2 separate regions of the Homo sapiens genome follow, and region 1 is linked to region 2. A link is an interaction called in ENCODE POLR2A ChIA-PET data of the cell type or tissue named here. Cell type or tissue: HepG2. All regions are shown on one strand. Links, peaks and the distances in the headings refer to the core of each region. The heading gives the core; the rest is flanking DNA.

What was found. Peaks named below come from ENCODE experiments on the same cell type or tissue, not always from the same donor. Only the 100,000 strongest peaks of a DNase experiment are listed, where the experiment ranks them.
Region 1: POLR2A ChIA-PET joins it to region 2 with 5 read pairs; 2 of 35 experiments call an interaction of 5 or more read pairs at or near these places.

Annotation. Positions count from the first base shown.
Region 1 is chr14:58,308,530-58,317,461 of GRCh38, forward strand. The region is part of intron 5 of ARID4A (AT-rich interaction domain 4A); the gene reads left to right. Among named protein-coding and RNA genes, the nearest start is that of ARID4A, 14 kb to the left of the region's middle. In HepG2, for the core only: no CTCF peak of the experiment used is centred there; no DNase peak of the experiment used is centred there.
Region 2 is chr14:59,915,936-59,924,867 of GRCh38, forward strand. LRRC9 (leucine rich repeat containing 9) reads left to right here and starts at 4,209. Exons shown (of 33, transcript NM_001395648.1): 1 at 4,209-4,338. RefSeq lists an enhancer at 3,369-4,568. In HepG2, for the core only: a CTCF peak has its summit at 2,992; DNase peaks (open chromatin) are centred at 2,996 and 4,236; H3K4me3 peaks cover 1,681 bases.

The sequences.
Region 1 (8,932 bases), core at 657-8,656, 1.6 Mb before region 2:
CTGTTCCATTCAGAAAACTCAAGATAGCACTGCTCTAAAGAACGTTTAGATATTGAAGGAAGTGGATCACATAAAGAATGATCAGAGTATAATGACCTGAGTTACCAGTTGGTTTAAAAAAAACAGTACAATGAAATGTAAAACCTCTTGGGTCATGAACATCCTGTATTTTTCTTTCAGTGAGTACCTACTACCTACCTATTAGGTGTAATTGCTCTTTTCTGGAATTTTTTTTGATTTCTAGTTCCTAGCAAAGTATTACATGGGTATAGTCAGAAAATTATTCAGAGTGTTTATGACGTGTGTTACCTTTTTTGGTTTCATGAGATACCAGAAATTATGTCAGATTATTAAAAATAAAACAAGAGGATACCACATTGCTGGTTTGGATCAAATAGGAGTTATGATCATTAGTGATCTAAAGTTATCATTAGAGTCAGTGATATTAACTTCTTCTTGCATAATACAGGTATCAATTTCCCTTCTGTTAAACATGATTAACCAATTTTGAAAGAGATTATGGATATAGTATGACTCAGTTTTTAAAAAATCTGGTAATATCTTACCCTCTAATGGTTTATTTCTTGTTTGTTTGTTCGTTTTAGAGACAGGATCTTGCTCTGTTGCCCAGGCTTTTGTTCAGTAGCACTATTGTAGCTTCCTGCAGCCCTGAATTCCTGGGCTCAAGCAGTCTTACCGCCTTAGCCTCCCAAAGTGTTGGGATTACAGGCATGAGCCACTGCTCTCAGCTTCCCCTTTAATGTTGAATAGTAAACAGCACCAACTCAAGGGGATTTTTTTGTTTCTGTTTTTTGAGCAATAGAAATATTTCCTCTTCCTACCATTCCTACCATAGTTTACTCATTGATAGTTGTTATCCTTGCCATTAAAGATAAGGAATCTGTAATATGTGGAAGTGTGTTATCTGTTCAGTCATTCAAAAGGTGTTAAAATTGGGATTAGAATTCATACCTCTATCCAGCCCAAATCTCTAGTTATGTTTTTTAAAAAAGGAATTAATATGTCCAGTTAAATGTTACCACTAACTCCTGGTAAATACAACTGTCAGTAAGACATTTTGAAGGTACTCTCTGTTTTGCCTTTTTGTAATATAAAAACATATACTTGAAAAGTAAGGAAAAGTTAAAGGATAGAAATTTCAGTAATTCTAGTAATTAACTTTGAAAATGTACACACACAGATCATTTATCAAGTTTAGCACTAAAATCTATCATCTGTATTAATGTTTTTGTAACAAGAAGTGCTTAAGATTCAGATTATTTTGTACCTTGTAGTTACTGTTTTGAACATCGGTTATATCAGATTTTGTGTAAGTTCTAGTTAATATTGAGTAGAGGAGGTTTAGATTCAACTGGTGAATTAATTAAATTTTGTAGAATGTCCTGCAGGTTTATAAGGTTTTTAATGTAGTCAGACTCGCTTATGACAAATGTTATAATCAAAATCAACCACAAAATGTTTTCAAACCCAGGTGGCTCTTCTACTGACTAGAAGATAATTCATTAAGAAATAAAGTAGTAAACAAAAAAAAGTGTTTAATCCTATCATAGGCTTTAACTCATTTTTTAAATGGCCTTCCCTAAGACTTAGTATTCCCATGATATTTTCTTAATGTAATTATGTATTTGAGTGTTAATTTCTTAAATTTTCAGATTCCTGGAGTTTTTTTTTGTTTTTTTTTGTTTTTTTGTTTTTACCTTAGCTGCTGAGGGACTTCTATAGTTATCACAGTTGATTCTATGAATAACAGAACTATTGAAGCTAAAGCAATCTTGATCAAGAAGAACAAAACTGGAGACATACCACCTGATTTCAAAATATACTACAAAGCTATAGTAATCAAAATATCATGATACTGGCACAAAAATAGACACATAGATCAGTGGAACAGAATAGATACCCCAGAAATAAATCCACCTATTTATGGTCATTTGATCTTTGACTAGGGTGCCAGGAGCACATACTGGGGAAAGGACAGTCTCTTCGTAAATGGTGTTGGGAAAACTGGATATCTACATGCAGAAGAATGGAAGTAGACCCTCATCTCACTCGATATACAAAAACTAACTGGATCAAAGTGGATCAAAGACTTAAGACTTGAAATTGTCAAACCACTAGAAGAAAACATAGGGGAAGAGGCTTTATGACACTGGCCCGGGCATTGATTTTTTTTTTTTTTTTTAATGACCCCAGAAGCACAGGCAGAAAAGCAAAACTAGACACCTGGGATTACATCAAACTAAATAGCTTCCACACAGCAAAAGAAACAATCCAGAGAGTGAAAAGACAACCTTCATAATTGGAAAAAATATTTGCAAACTCTGTATTTAATACGGGGTTCATATCCAGAATTTATAAGGAACTTAAACAACTCGATAGCAAGAAAACAACCCAATTTTTAAAATGGGCAAAAGGCTGGGCACGGTGGCTCACGCCTGTAATCCCAGCACTTTGGGAGGCCGAGACAGGTGGTTCACTTGAGGTCAGAAGTTCGAGACCAGCCTGGCCAACATGGTGAAACCCCATCTCTACTAAAAATACAAAAATTAGCTGGGTGTGGTGGTACATGCCTGTAATCCCAGCTACTTGGGAGGCTGAGGCAGGAGAAATGCTTGAACCCTGGAGGCGGAGGCTGCAGTGAGCCAAGATCATGCCACTGCACTCCAGCCTGGGCGACAGAGCAAGACTCCAATCTAAAAAAAAATAAATGAAAATAATAGGCAAAGGACCTGAATAGAAATTTCTCAAAAGCAGACGTACAAATGGCCCACAGGTATGTAAAGAACTGTTCAACATCAGTAATCATCAGGGAAATGCAAATTCAAACTACAAAGAGATTTTACCTCACACCTGCTAGAATGGCTATTATCAAGAAGATAAAAGGTTACAAGCACTGGCAAGGATATGGAGAAAAGGGAATCCTTGCCCGCCATTGGTGGGAAAGTAAATTAGTATAGCCATCATGGAAAATAGCATAGAAGTTCCTCAAAAAATTAAAAATAGAACTACCATATGATCCAGCAATCCCACTCCTGGGTATATAACCAAAGAATTAAACTAGTATGTCAGAGATGTATCTGTATTCCCATGTTTATTGCAGCACTATTCACAATAGCCAAGATATGGGATAAATTTAAGTCTCTATGAGCAGATGAATGTATAAAGAAAATGTGATATATATACATAATGGAATACTATTCAACTTTTAAAAAGAAGGAAATCCTGACATTTCTTACAACATGGTTGAATCCAGGGGACATTATGCCAAGTGAAATAAGCCAGGCACAGGAAGACAAATACCATATGATCTCACTTAAAAAGTCAAACTCTTATTAGAGAGTAGAGTGTTGGTTATCAGGGGTGGGGGCAGCTTGGTTGGGGTGGGCGGGGGGTGAGGGATTAGGTAAATGTCGGTTAAATGATACAAAATTTCAGTTAGAAGGAATAAGTTCAAGAGCTCCATTGTACAACATGATGGTTTTAGCCAATAACAATGTATTGCATACTTGAAAATTGCTAAGAGAGTAGATTTTGAGTGTTCTCACCACACACAAAAAAATAAGCCTGTGAAGTGATCCACATGTTAATTAGCTTGCTTAGCCATTCCACAATGTATACATATTTCAAAACATGTTGTATAAGATAAATACATACTATTAATGTTAAATTTTTTTTTTTTTTTTTGAGATGGAGTCTCGCTTTGTTGCCCAGGCTGGAGAGCAGTGGCGCGATCTTGGCTCACTGTAAGCTCCACCTCCCAGGTTCAAATGATTCTCCTGCCTCAGTTTCCCAAGTAGCTGGGATTACAGGCATATACCATCACCCTGGCTAATTTTTATATTTTTAGTAGAGACGGGGTTTCGCCATGTTAGCCAGGCCAGTCTCGAACTCCTGAGCTCAAGTGATCCACCTGCCTCTGCCTTCCAAAGTGCTGGGATTACAGGCATGAGCCTCCGTGCCCGGTGAAATAAATAATTTTTTTTTAAAAAAACTACTGGCCTTACCTAGGGCATCCGTATGTTTTAAATTTTAAAATGTTTGCTTCATTATGTGAAGAATTCTATAATTTTGTTAATCATAACTGCTGTACATGGATATAACAATAATGATACTTAATTTTCCAAAGTCAGAATTCATGACTTCTTTCTCAGACTTCATTTTATACTTCTGTTTCATGCCTATTATGTCTTTTGATATCCCCTTAACTAAATTGTAGCTCATCAGTTAACTTTCTGATTCTGTTTCTTTACCTATAAAAGGAGGATAATGGTTCCTACTTTGTAGAGGCTGTTGTGAGGATTAGGACATGGTAGAAGCTTAATAAGTGATAGCCAATTATATTTATAGACAGATAAAATTAATTTACTGTTATTATTTTACTATCTTTCAGTATCAGTGCTGTGATAACAGGGAAATGGGTCTTTGTATTTAGTAGTTGATCAGATCCTTTTATTTGAATTCTAGCTGATTAGGGTTAGGATTTGTGTGTTTGTTTGCATTGGCATTACTTTGTCTAATGTGTTTAGTATGGTTGGTGTTACTGTGAAAGTCTCAGCTTTGTCATTTTCCTCTTAATAGATTTTAATATTTTAATCCCTATTAGGATTCTCTAGAGAGAACCAATAAGATATAGATAGATGATAGATAGACAGATTGATACAAGAGGGGATTTCTGAGAGCAGTGGTCCCCAGCCTTTTTAGCACCAGGGACCGGTTTCGTGAGAGACAATTTTTCCATGGATGGAAGTGCTGGGGGATGGTTTCGGGATGAAACTCTTCCTCTTTAGATCATCAGGCATTAGCATCTCATAAGGAATGCACAACCTATTGGTAGATCCCTCGCTTGTGCAGTTCACAGGCATTTGCGCTCCTATGAGAATCTAATGCCACTGCTGATCTGATAGGAGGTGGAGCTCAGGTGGTAATGCTTGCTTGCCCACCGCTAACCTGCTGTCCGGTCCGGTTACCAACAGGCCATGGACTGGTACAGGTTTGTGACCTGGGGGTTGCAGACCCCAGTATTAGAGAAATTTGCTCATCATACTATGAGGACTGAGAATGACCATGACAGGTTCTCTGTAAGCTGGAGACCTGAGATGCCAATAGCTAGGCTCTATCCAAGTCAGAAAGCCTTAGAACCAGGGAAGCTGAGGATATAATTCTTAGTCCCAGGCCAAAGCCTTGAGAAGATCTGAGGGACTGCTGGTATAAGGTGCAGAGTCCCATAGCCAAAGAGCCTGGAGTTCTGATGTCCAAGGGCAGAAGGAGAAGAGTGTCCCAGCTCCAGGAGAGAGAGGAAATCCCTTTCTCTCATTTTTTGTTCTGTCTGGGCCTCCGGCCAATTGGATGGTACTTGCCCACAGTGAGAGTGAATCTTCCCCACCTGGTTCACTGGCACATGTGCCAGTTTCCTCTGGCACACCCAGAAGTAATTGCTTTACCACTTCTCTAGGTATTCCTTAATTCAGTCAAGTTCACATCTAAAATTAACTGTCAAAATACCTAACATAGTAACAGAGATACCACTTTTGGTTATATGTATGTTCTGCTAGACTCAATGAACAATCTATTCAAAAGCCATTTTTGGAAAATATAAGACATTTCATAGAATTATTAAATCCTTGTAGTCTGACTTTTTTTCCTCTTAGCATGCTATAGAAGACTGAACTAAAAAGAAGCTAGACTTGCTATATACAACATTAATTATTTCACTCTTACAAAAATTATACTCTTCAGTGCCTACAAATGTTATGTTCTTTTAGATGAGAGCTCTAAGATGGAAGTTAAGAGAGGAACTTTCTTTTAGATGGAGCTTCTTCATGGTTTTGATCATCAGGGATGTCATGATTGATAAGTTCATAATGTTGTTGGTTTTATAAAAAACATAGAAATATAGAATCAGGGTCTCACTTTGTTGCCCAGGCTGGACTGCAGTGGCAATTATAGCTCCCTGCATCCCTGAACTCTTGGGATCATGTGATCCTCCTACCTCAGCCATTCAAGTAGTTAGGACTACAAGCACCTGCCACCATACCCAGCTAATTTTTAATTTTTTTTTTGTAAAGACGGGGTCTCGCTGTGTTAGCCAGGCTGGTCTCCAACTCCTGGACTCAAGGGATTCTCCTGCCTTGGCTTCCCAAAGCACCAGGATTACAGGTGTGAGCCATCACACCCCTGCCCCCCATTGTTGGGTTTTCTATTTCTCTTTCAGAAAATCTTGCAAAATTACAAATTTATAAAGTACCCAACATACATTTGTATAATTTTGTGAATTAAAAAAATCTTAGTCTGGGTTCAGTGGCTCACACCTGTAATCCCAGCACTTTGGAAGGCCAAGGTGGGTGGAACACTTGAGGCCAGGAGTTTGAGACCAACCTGGTCAACATGGTGAAACCCCGTCTCTACTAAAAATACAGAAGTTAGCCGGGCCTGGTGACGTGCACCTGTAATCCCAGCTACTTGGGAGGCTGAGGCACGAGAATCACTTGAATCTGGGAGGCCGAGGTTGCAGTGAGCCAAGATCATGCCACTACACTCCAGCCTGGGTGACAGAATGAGACTCTGTCTCTAAATAAATAAATAAATCTTAAATTATTTCTTTTTGTTCACTTAAGGTTGGGAGGGTTCCTATATAAAACTGTAAAATAGTTGTTTGTATCATAATCCCCTTTTGAGCAATCTCTTTTTTTAAAAAAAAATTTCTATCCATGATAAGGTATATTTAAGTGAAATGAATTTTTCCTTCCAAAAATCTGATTTTATTTCAAAGTGATTATTGAAATTTTTGAATTGTTGAAATTCAAAAATTGCTGAAATATTTTGTTTAAAATGTTGAAATTGTTGAAATTTTTCATCAGAACATTTTGGTTTAGGGCTGCCATTGATTAATGATAAAACATTATAGAAAATATTTTGTTATATAAATTTTGGAGTGTTGGTCTTACATTCACATTTTCCTTTTTCATACCTCCATTTAAATGTGTGTGTGTGTCTAGTATCGTCATCTTTGGTATTGTAGGCATTAAGAAAAGTTGAAAACCTTTCAGGTTTTATTCTTTTTGAAATCTTATACTTACAGATACTAATACTAACAAGAATTATATTGTTTGGTTTGTGATAATTTAATGATTTAAAAACTTTAAGAGAACAGTGGTTAATTTTTTAGACTTGACACTATATGAATCATAGTTTTTATATCAAATATTTAGCACCCTATTACTCAAGTGCAGATCAGTGATGTAATCATTGGAGGATGTTGTGTTTTAACCTGTCATTGTGCCTGCAGCTAGTCATTAATTTCTGGATCATTGACTGTGTATAGCACAGCTGCTTTTTTAGAATCATGGTTCTTTGAGTATGTGCTTCGGGAGTTTTTAATTTTTTCCACATTGTCTCCTGCATGTAAAAGAATCTAAGCTAGGTATCTGTAGTCTAAGAGGGAGAACTGATTGAAGTAAATAAATATTTAACATGTTGAAAGCTTTTATATAATTTTCTTTCAAAAAACTTATTCATTAAAGGTAAGCGTAGGATTTGAAGGCAAAGTGTTTGCTAATAAAACAACCTTTTCAGAAAATAATTCAGGATTATAATTTCATAGGTAACCAATTAAAAAATTCTAAGATATCAAATGAATGTAATGTAGAATTTCTTTTTGTTAACACTGACTTATTCTGTTAGAATGGAAAAAAGTATCTAGAATTGTGAAAATTAGTACTAAATCTTGATAATTGTTTTTGGGTACATATGTATGCTTTCTTGTTAAGTGAATATGGATGTTAAGTGTCTGAAGTAAAGATTATATCTTATTTTATTCATAACCTGGGGCAATGAGGTACCTTCTGAGAGCATTTTCTTTTTAATAAACTATAAATGTTGGATGCTAAAATCAGAATACAGTCTCAAAAGTTAAACCTATACAATTATCAAAATAATATATTGTTAGTGATTAGGAGAATATTAGGGATAAATTGTAAAATTCCTTACCCCATTTCCTTGAAATGTTTAAATATAGTCAAGTAGTACGATTTTGTTTGTTTGTTTGTTTTAGACGAAGTTTTGCTCTTGTTGTCCAGGCTGGAGTGCAATGGCGCAATCTCTGCTCACTGCAACCTCTGCCTGCCGGGTTCAAGAGATTCTCCTGCCTCAGCCTCCCGAGTAGCTGAGATTACAGGCGTGTGCCACCATGCCTGGCTAATTTTGTATTTTTAGTGGAGACAGGGTTTCTCCATGTTGGTCAGGCAGGTCTCGAACTCCCGACCTCAGGTGGTCCGCCCGCCTCGGCCTCCCAAAGTGCTGAGATTACAGGCGGGAGTCACCGCGCCCGGCCAAGTAGTATGATTTTTTAAAATATGTACTAAAGGCCAGGCGCGGTGCTCACGCCTGTAATCCCAGCACTTTGGGAGGCTGAGGCAGGTGAATCACAAGGTCGGGAGATGGAGACCATCCTGGCTAACATGGTGAAACCCCATCTCTACTAAAAATACAAAAATATTAGCCGGGCGTGGTGACGTGTGCCTGTAGTCCCAGCTACTGGGGAGGCTGAGGCGGGAGAATGGCGTGAACCCGGGAGGCGGAGCTTGCAGTGAGCTGAGATCGCGCCACTGCACTCCAGCCTGGGGGACAGAGTGAGACTCAGTCTCAAAAAAAAAAAAAAAAGTAGTAAAAGCAAAAAATTTGAGAAAGCATCTATGTAATTATGATTTTTTTTAAAGTTTCTTTCTTTCTTTCTTCTTTTTTATTTTTTTTTTTTGGGACGGAGTCTTGCTCTGTCGTAGAGGCTGGAGTGCAGTGGTGCAATCTCGGCTCACTGCAAGCTCCGCCTCCTGGGTTCACGCCATTCTCCCGCCTCAGCCTCCCGAGTAGCTGGGACTACAGGCGCCCGCCACCACGTCTGGCTAATTTTTTTTGT
Region 2 (8,932 bases), core at 689-8,688:
CCATCTATCTCATCATAACAATTCGCTAATTCCTTCCCCTAAAACAAAGCACTGCACAGAAAACAGAAAATATAGCCTCCACATATATTGCTCCTGTGAATCAAAAGGCAAACTCTTTGCTTTGGTCTGTACAGGGAAGATCTCTGGGACAGCTTCCAATGTGTCAGGGAGCAGAGCAAAGCCTTCAGTGACTGACAATGGACACTAGGGAAACACAATACGAGTTAGATGCAGAACTCCTCCAACAGGTGACTTTGGCTCAAGGGCTCCCCACCAACCTGGCAGAACATTTCTTTGAACTGTACCATAGTCTGAGGTTCTCTCTATCCAATCCTTCCTTCCTCCTCTCCTTCCTCAGGTATCAGGTCTGCACTGTGGTCTGACGACTCTTCCTACCTTCTCCTGCTCCTCTGCCCATTATATCTTTTGCCAGTCAAATCCTATCTACTTCTCAGGAGACCCTAACTAATGATTTGACAACCTGTCAACATACACACAATCCTTGCACTGCTAAAAAAACAAACAACAACAACAAAACAAAAACAAAAACACCCTGAAGATCACTTTCTAGAGCCATCTAGAGGTAATCAGTCCTGTGGCATTCTGCTTCCATTTATTCCCTCCATTTAGCTCTACCCTTCACCTCCAGCAACAGAGACAGGGACCTAGAGTACACAATGGAAAATGTGCTATATTCCTACTGGCACCCCAGCTAGCTCTCATAGCTGACAATAGGAATCTATGAACTAGATGAACATATAAAAATGTGGATAGATCTTAAAATAGCATGGAATAAAAAAGGATCAGAATAAAATTTATAGCGTGATACCACTTATGAAAATTAAAAATAGACACACAAATAACACTGCCTGTTTTTCAAAGATAAATACATAACTAAAAGTGTATAAGAAACATTAAATATGGTTGGGATAAGGGTGGGGGCTGGATAAAAAAAACTGGAGAAAAAATAAGAGAAGGCTTTTGTATAGACCAATGATGATGATGTGCTTCAACCTGAGAAATATAATCAACGTTATAAGCCTAAGGTCTAAAGGACAGAAAATAAAAGAGGAAGAGAGGAAAGACTTCTCCGACACAAAGAACTGGTGAGCTCTCCAAGGAATTAAGACTACTACCCCCACTTAAATTCACTATCCTCAATTTGTTGCCTTAGAGCTAAGTACAAATATATCTGAAACAGAGGCAATGTCTTCTTAAAATTCCATTCTGGCTGCCTTTTAAGAAAAGCTTATCCATTAATTATATATCAACAAATCATGAACAAAGGCTATTTAGCATTTTTAGGTAGACCCATTAGAAATAGCGTTCTGTTGGTCTAATTAAAACTTTACTTCAGAATAATCCCTAACTTTTAAATGGATCTTAATACACATGTGTTGCTAGGCATCAATAACAAGAGGGCCTCTGTTGATGACTTTATAAGCACCACATAATTATATCTTCCAGTGACAAAGTAAACCCTAAGTAGTGATGCATTTGTGATTTTTATGATATATCAAATTTAAATGTGAAACAGTAAATTTTTACAGATAAAATCATTAGCTGGAAAGGACTCATTTACATAAGGATCAAATGTCTACACAAATATAAAAATCGAATTAGCATTTAAAACCTCCAGACTTGGTTCTCTGGAAGTAAAGGCACTATTAAAAGGGAGAATTGAAATTAGATGTCTCCACAGTTCTCTACCAATAAGGATAGGGCTGCTTTGAAAAATAAATTTAACAATCTATTTAAAAGGTTCTAATTAACAAATAACTATGTAATTCAAGATTTTCTTATTTGGGTCTGCAAAGTCACCTCTATTTTGTTAAAATAAGTGATTCTTTAATTCAGGATATGATATAGCAAATTTGCTATAATTAGTGGTAATATCTCTTTCCAGTTGTTTTCAGATTCAAGATGCCTTTACCCATAAATAAATAGATTTAAATTAATATGGCTTGGCCTTTGTCTAGTATGATCAGAGGTGAATAAAGTGAAGTCTTATTTCAATTAGATGATTACTTAATTTGCTTGACTCTTCAGTAGTTTCAATTTCCAGCGTTTTTTGTTCAGACATAAAACCTTATAATAAAGCTACTTTAAAGTGAGAAAAGGAGATTAACAAAAATGATCACTCTTTTTGCATTGCTTCTATGGCTTTTAACTGTAAGCATCTTTTGCTTCAAACAACATTTCGAATATGTGAACAGAAGGTGATTCTCTTAAGACTTACCCTGTGGACAAAGGCTTTATTTTGGCAAGTCACCAATAGTTCTTAAGTCTACAGCTATGCAAGAACTCAGACTCAGTTGCTGACTGGCCAGATCCTTGAGCTTTACCTAGAATAATAACAATCTTAAAATTATTTGTTTATATCATGTAAAGAAAACTGTTAGCTCTCTCCTAGTCTTTCACTGGTCAGGAAAATCCCAATAGATTCCTAAAAATATACTTTGATAATGTTTATACTTTCATCCCAGAGCTGGACCCCTCAAATTAAGAAACTTAGTGTAGATAATTCGCTGAACTGGTTTCTGTTCAAATTTCTATGTCTAGAAGTGTAGAAATCTCAACTATTATGTTCTAATTCATCTTTATACTCTATGAAGAAAACTTCCCCAAAGACAGGTCACCTTGTTCAACTACATTTCAGAGAAGATAATAGTAAAAGTAAAAACTATGAATCTGACTTTTCTGGCATTAGTTTGAAACCCCTAAGCCACAAATAACTTTAATTAGCTTATTTCGAATTATCTATTAATGACAGATAGAAACAATTTTCTGTGAAATAAGAATGTAGAGGGAAAACCAGTTAATTTTTGTTTATGTATCTTTACAAACGGTCTATATTACAGATAAAGTTAATTGAATAAAGGCAAATATGCTGAAATTGTTGACAATTGTTAAATGAGAATATTCCTAAAATCTGAACTTTTTCTTGGGAAAGCAGTTCAAAACTATAGTCTATTTAATGAGGTGGCCATCTGGTGACAGAAAGAAGCACTACAGACAATATTTTGCATTAACATCACAACTATTCTACACAAACCGACTGAACCACATAAAAGAGAGCACAGTCCAAAAGAAACATAATTCAAGTCATACATGCAATTTAAAATTTATCTAACAGCCGCATTTTCAAAATAGAAACAATAATTTTAACAATATTTTTTATTTAACCCAATGTATCAAAAATATTATTTCAACATTTAATCAATATGAAGATTAATAACGAAAGAGTTTATTTTTTTCATACTAAGCCTTCAAAATACAATGCGTACCTTACAGCACATGTCAATTTGGACAAGCCACATTTCAAGCGATCATGGGCCCTGCGAGTCTGTGGGTAGCGGCTCACCCTGCTGGACTGCGCAGATCCAGAGAACGACACGAGACCTGCGGTTGCTTTGGTTTGCCTTTTACTAAGTTCATTTCTCAGCCTCTCTGCCCACTCTGAAAAGTCTCCCCTTTCCCCCCTTTTAATTCTACTCTATTTTGTAAATTACTGTTGTCTCCTGAAAATTTTGGAATGCTTAAAAGGCACTCAAAAGCCTGTCCGAGATCGACTAGAAGACCCTCGGAAGGTCCCTCTCTTCTCTGGACCTCACTGGGCGTTCGTTTGCCCGCGCCGTCCTTCCATTCGGCTTGCCGGGCGCGCAGCGGCTTGCGGCTGTGGTCAGCCACCTTCCCGGGAGGCGGTGGTCGCTGGCCGCGGGAAGGATGCCGCGCTGGGGGTCGGGGTTCGTCCCGGCTGTCACGCCACCTTGTGACATCACAGGGCCATGCCCTCGGGGCTCAAGGCCAGAGAGGCTCCGCGCTTCCAGGACCCGAGAGCTAAAGATAATGAATGGGAGAGAGCGAGACTGGAGGAGGTAACGAATAAGTCCCCACCACCTTGCCCATAACGCGTTGCTTTCAGTCACGTTCCGCGAACTGGCGAAGGTAAGTGAAAAGATAAGCGCAGGTACAGAAAAACCTGCCAGCGAGAAGCTCCCGCCGTTTCCCAGGAGCCCCAGGTGGGGTCTTCCGGTTGGACCCCTGCTTCCGCTGATTGGTTGGAGGTCGCCACCACGTGATGCAAACCCGGGTCGGCCTCCGCTTCCCCCCCACCCTTTTATCCCCCTCCCCGCCCCTTTTCTCCTCCTCCCCACCCGGAGGTCGCCGGAGGCGGAGATCAGGTTACCTAGGCAACCGCCACAGGCAGTCTGTACACACCAGGCCTGGGGCGGGAGAGGGTTTCCTACCTTCTGCTGCAAGACAGGGATTGGGAAATCGGAGTGGACTCGGACTTGAATCGGATTGCCCCGGAATCCACCCTCTCTCTGTGATAAGGTCAGAATCCGTCACCTGGTGGCCTTCGGGCGTACATCACCGGGAGTCTTTGATCCCCTCTTTTTCCTTCCAAGCCATACCAAGGGGAAGACGCCAGTGAAGCAAAGTTGAGGTCAAGGGAACTCCGTAATGGTGCAATGGTGATGATAATGATGAAAGACAGTGAGGTGGCTTTACTGAGGCAGTCAGGGTACCAGAACAAAGTTCAAGAGAAGGAAAGGGAGGGTGGCCTACAGCCAACTATGCAGATTTTACTGCACCAATTAAGATTCTGGGCTGGAAAAACCAAGTGCTCCCTAACCAAACCTGACACTGCTCATCTAGAGAGTGTAGGGGGTTTATTTGGACCATCAGTGGTAACTGATGGATTCTGATCCTTTTATACCCAAAGGAGGAAATAATTTGACCCATACAGGACTTCTACTGGGCAGAGAAAAAAAAAGTTTTCTCAGAATGACATCCTAACCAACTCTCACGGCAGACAGAAACCATGGTCCTTTTTACTCTATCATTATACTCTGGTCATGGAGAACGATTATGTCTTTAAATTATACCATATGCCTGTGGCATGACAATTAACCCATTAAACAATTTTTTTAACAACTAGCATGTGCCAGACAGTGAACCTGTGATAGGTTCACAGTTTCTGCCTTCAATGAACATGTAACCTAGTAGGGAAGAAAGGCCCGTAAACATTGTTTTACAGTGTGACAAGTGCTATACAAAGAGTATGTGCAAGCCCTAACCAGAATCACAAGAAAGAGAATGCTTATAATACTACCAGAGAGAATGAAAGTCTTCAAAGAGAAGATCTTTGATTTAAATCTTTAGGGAAGTATGGAGTATGCCATACAGCCAAGGGAAAAGGACATTTTAGGGAGAGGAAACAGCCCATGCCAAAGTACAGAAACATCCATTCAGTTCCAGAGAACTATAGTTGTGGCCTGAACCTAGGGTCCTCTGTGGAGGTTGTGGCTGATGAGCATGTGAGGTAGGCAGGAGTCAGAGCATGGAAACCATTAATACCTTCCAAAGGGGTAAAGCATGAGCAGATTTACCTTTCAGGAGGCTGTCACAGTAGTGTAGAGGATGAACTTGAGGGAAGACAGACTACAGGGAGGACATCAAGTTAAGGGGAGGTGATGAGGGCCTGAACCAAGGCAGAGGCAATTGGAATGAGGAGGAGGAAAAAAAATGTGGTAAGACCTTTAAGAGGTATATGCAGAAGGATTTAATGAGTGAATGAAAATAGGGGGATAGAGTCAAAGATTGGTTGAGGATAATAGCTCAACCAATAGAAGAATGGTGGTGTTACTTTTCAAGAGAAGGCATACATTAGGAGAAGGAGGCTGGTTGGAAAATATAATGAGTTCAATTTTGAACACACTGAATTTGAGATGCCTGTGGCACATTCAGATGGAGCTTTTTCATGTGGGCAGTTGGATTTTTTTTTTTTTTTTTTTTTGCACAGAAAAGAAGATAAGGATTTTTCACCATGAAGAAAACAATTGGTTTGAAAAGCACAAAGTAGGCCAGGCACGGTGGCTCATGCCTGTAATCCCAGCACTTTGGGAAGCCGAGGCGGGTGGATCACAAGGTCAGGAGTTCGAGATTAGCCTGGCCAATATGGTGAAACCCTGTCTCTACTAAAAATACAAAAATTAGCCGGGTGTGATGGCACGCGCCTGTAGTGCCAGCTACTTGGGAGGCTGAGGCAGAAGAATTACTTGAACCTGGGAGGCAGAGGTTGGAGTGAGCCCAGATTGTGCCACTGCAGTCAAGCCTGGGCAGCAAAGTGAGATTCTGTCTCAAAAAAAAAATAAATAAATAAATAAGAAAGAAAAAAGAAAAGAAGAAAAGCACAAAGTAAGTTTGAAATAACAAGTAGAGAGAAGCCAAGGAGAAAAGTTGAACCAAAGAAGAAAACGTGAAGAAGAGAGTCGTCAGCATTGTCAAATGCCATGTCAAGGTCAAGTTGAGAATCAAAACATGTCCGCTGTCTTTGGCCATTAGAAGGTTATTTTTGACCTTGTAGTGGCTTGAGGTGTTCTCAGTCCAGATGGCAGTGAATCCAGGACTGAAAGCAGGTAGTGATGTGTTGCTAATGATTATCTAAAAGGTGTACCATAAAGGTATCTAAAAACAGCTATTCATAGAAGAATATAGGAGAGACTTTTTAAGATAGGAAAGACTTAATATTTATATACAGAAATAAAGGAGACCGTTGACAAGGAAATTTGGCAATAAATGAAAGAGGAAAATTTGACAGCAGTATTCTGAAAGAGACAGATAAGGATAGGATCAATACATAGGAAAAGGGATTTGTTTTGGACAAAAGGAAGAACACCTACTAAGACAGGAGTCAGAAGGGAAAGAAAAATACGTCTTTGAGAGGAGGGAAATAAGAAACATACATTTGATGGCACCACTGTTCTCTGTGAAAATGGGGTCAAGATCATCTACTGAGAGAGAGACCTTGAAAAGAGTGGTGAAAGTTTAGAATAGTAATGTCATGAATCTCGAGTCTCTAGTCCCACTCTCCTAGGAGAGGAAATTGAGGAAAATATAAAACATTTGTTGCTGAAGATCTAACTGAAGTTAGAGGCAATGCATTTGTAGTGACTTCAGCTCCATGCTGGTTAGGTGAAATTTTCCAGTAGCAATCCAAAGTGGAAAGATTAATCCTATGCAGTTTGAGGTGTAAAAGCTATAGAAGTTCCTGGTGGCTTCTGGTTTTGTGGGGGAACTAGAGATGACCTTTAGCCTCTTAAATGGGCCAGCCCTGAAAGAGCTTCGAAGAGCAGGAGAGTAGTTACAAGCTGGCCAACAGGACATTCACCTCTTGATGAATTCAGTAACTTCATCTGGAACCCTTGAGTCCATTTGTGACTGGAGAAAACATACAAGACTTGTAAGTACCAGGAAGGCCTAGCATCCTTGTGATTCAGAAATAGTTATACAACTTATAGAATTTGGGGTTTTTAAATTAAATTGTATTTTTCTAATTAGCTGTTGAATTAGAATAAGATTTTCTGCTAAATAAGTGCATTGATGAAGAGAAAATAAGTTGAAGTGAGAGGTAAGATTTGTATCCCAAATAGGCATATTTTTCTTCCAAGGAAAAGTAGTCTCAAGTAAATGGAGAGCTATCCCTTGTTCTTGAGGATGACTCAAAACTGTAATATGGAAGTTCTCCCTAAATTAATCTTTACAATGCAACCTCAACCAAAATCCCAACTGCATTTTTTAAAACTAAATACAAAATAATCCTAAATTTTATTTGGAAAAATAAATATGGAAGAATATCCAGGAAACTGCCAAAAAAGAACATGAGGTGGGAATTTAAAATATAAATCACAGTAATTAAAACAGATACAGTCAGGCGAGGTGGCTCACGCCTGTAGGCTCACGCCTCCCAGCACTCTGGGAAGCTGAGGTGGGTGGATCACGAGGTCTGGAGATCAAGACCATCCTGGCTAACACGGTGAAACCCCGTCTCTACTAAAAATACAAAAAAATTAGCCGGGCGTGGTGGCAGGCGCCTATAGTTCCAGCGACTCCGAAGGCTGAGGCAGGAGTATGGCGTGAACCCGGGAGGTGGAGCTTGCAGTGAGCTGAGATCGCGCCACTGCACTGTACTCCAGCCTGGGAGACAGAGCAAGACTCCGTCTTAAAACAACAATAACAACAACAAAAAACAGATACTCGTGCAGGAATAGTCAGAGCTAATGAAAAACACAGACTAGAAAGTCCAAAATTAGGCCCCAGTGTATGTGATCATTTAGAATATAACAAAGAGAATGATTTAATTCCTTCTACAATAGTTATCTTGGACAAAGGCAAGATAACTTAGAACACCATTTGGTGAATTTGGAGCTTTGAAGGGAAGCGTTTGTCCTTTGTGTGGTGGTGGGCAGCTAGGCTATCCTTTGGTAATCACAGACTTTAATCCAGTATATAAGGGTTTCTCTTTCCACGAGTAGAGGTGCTGCAAAACACTTTTTAAGCTTGGTGCACTATTCAAATAAACCTGGAGAGGTAAGACTATGGCCTGCATCTATGTATGGGCCTTTGATGGAGCTTCCAAATTCTTTCAGGTTGCTTTCTTGACTGGCTTCTCTTGCAGCCTATGCTGTAATATCCTGAGGTTGTCCAAGAATGGAGTAAAGATGAAATTGCCAATGGGAAGCAGGGAAGGAATGCGCGGCATTTCCTTCAATATAGACCCATCATCTAACCACTGTCTCCACTGCCTCTACCACCACCCTACTCCAATCACCATCCTCTCCCACTTACATTATTACAACTGCCCATTAACTAGTCTCCCTGCTTTTGCTCCAAACCCTACAATCTATTTTAAATACAGCAACCAGAGTGATCTTTTTCAATACTTATGACAGTTCTTGTTACTCTTCAACTCAAATCCTCATATAGCTTTTCATCTTACCATAATAAAATACAAAATCCTCACAGAGTTCTACAAGATAGCACATGATTTGGCCCTGAAATACCTCTCTGACCTCACATCCTACCATTATTTATTTCTCTCAGTGTACTCCAGGCACATAATTTTCCTTGCTATTCTGCAAACATA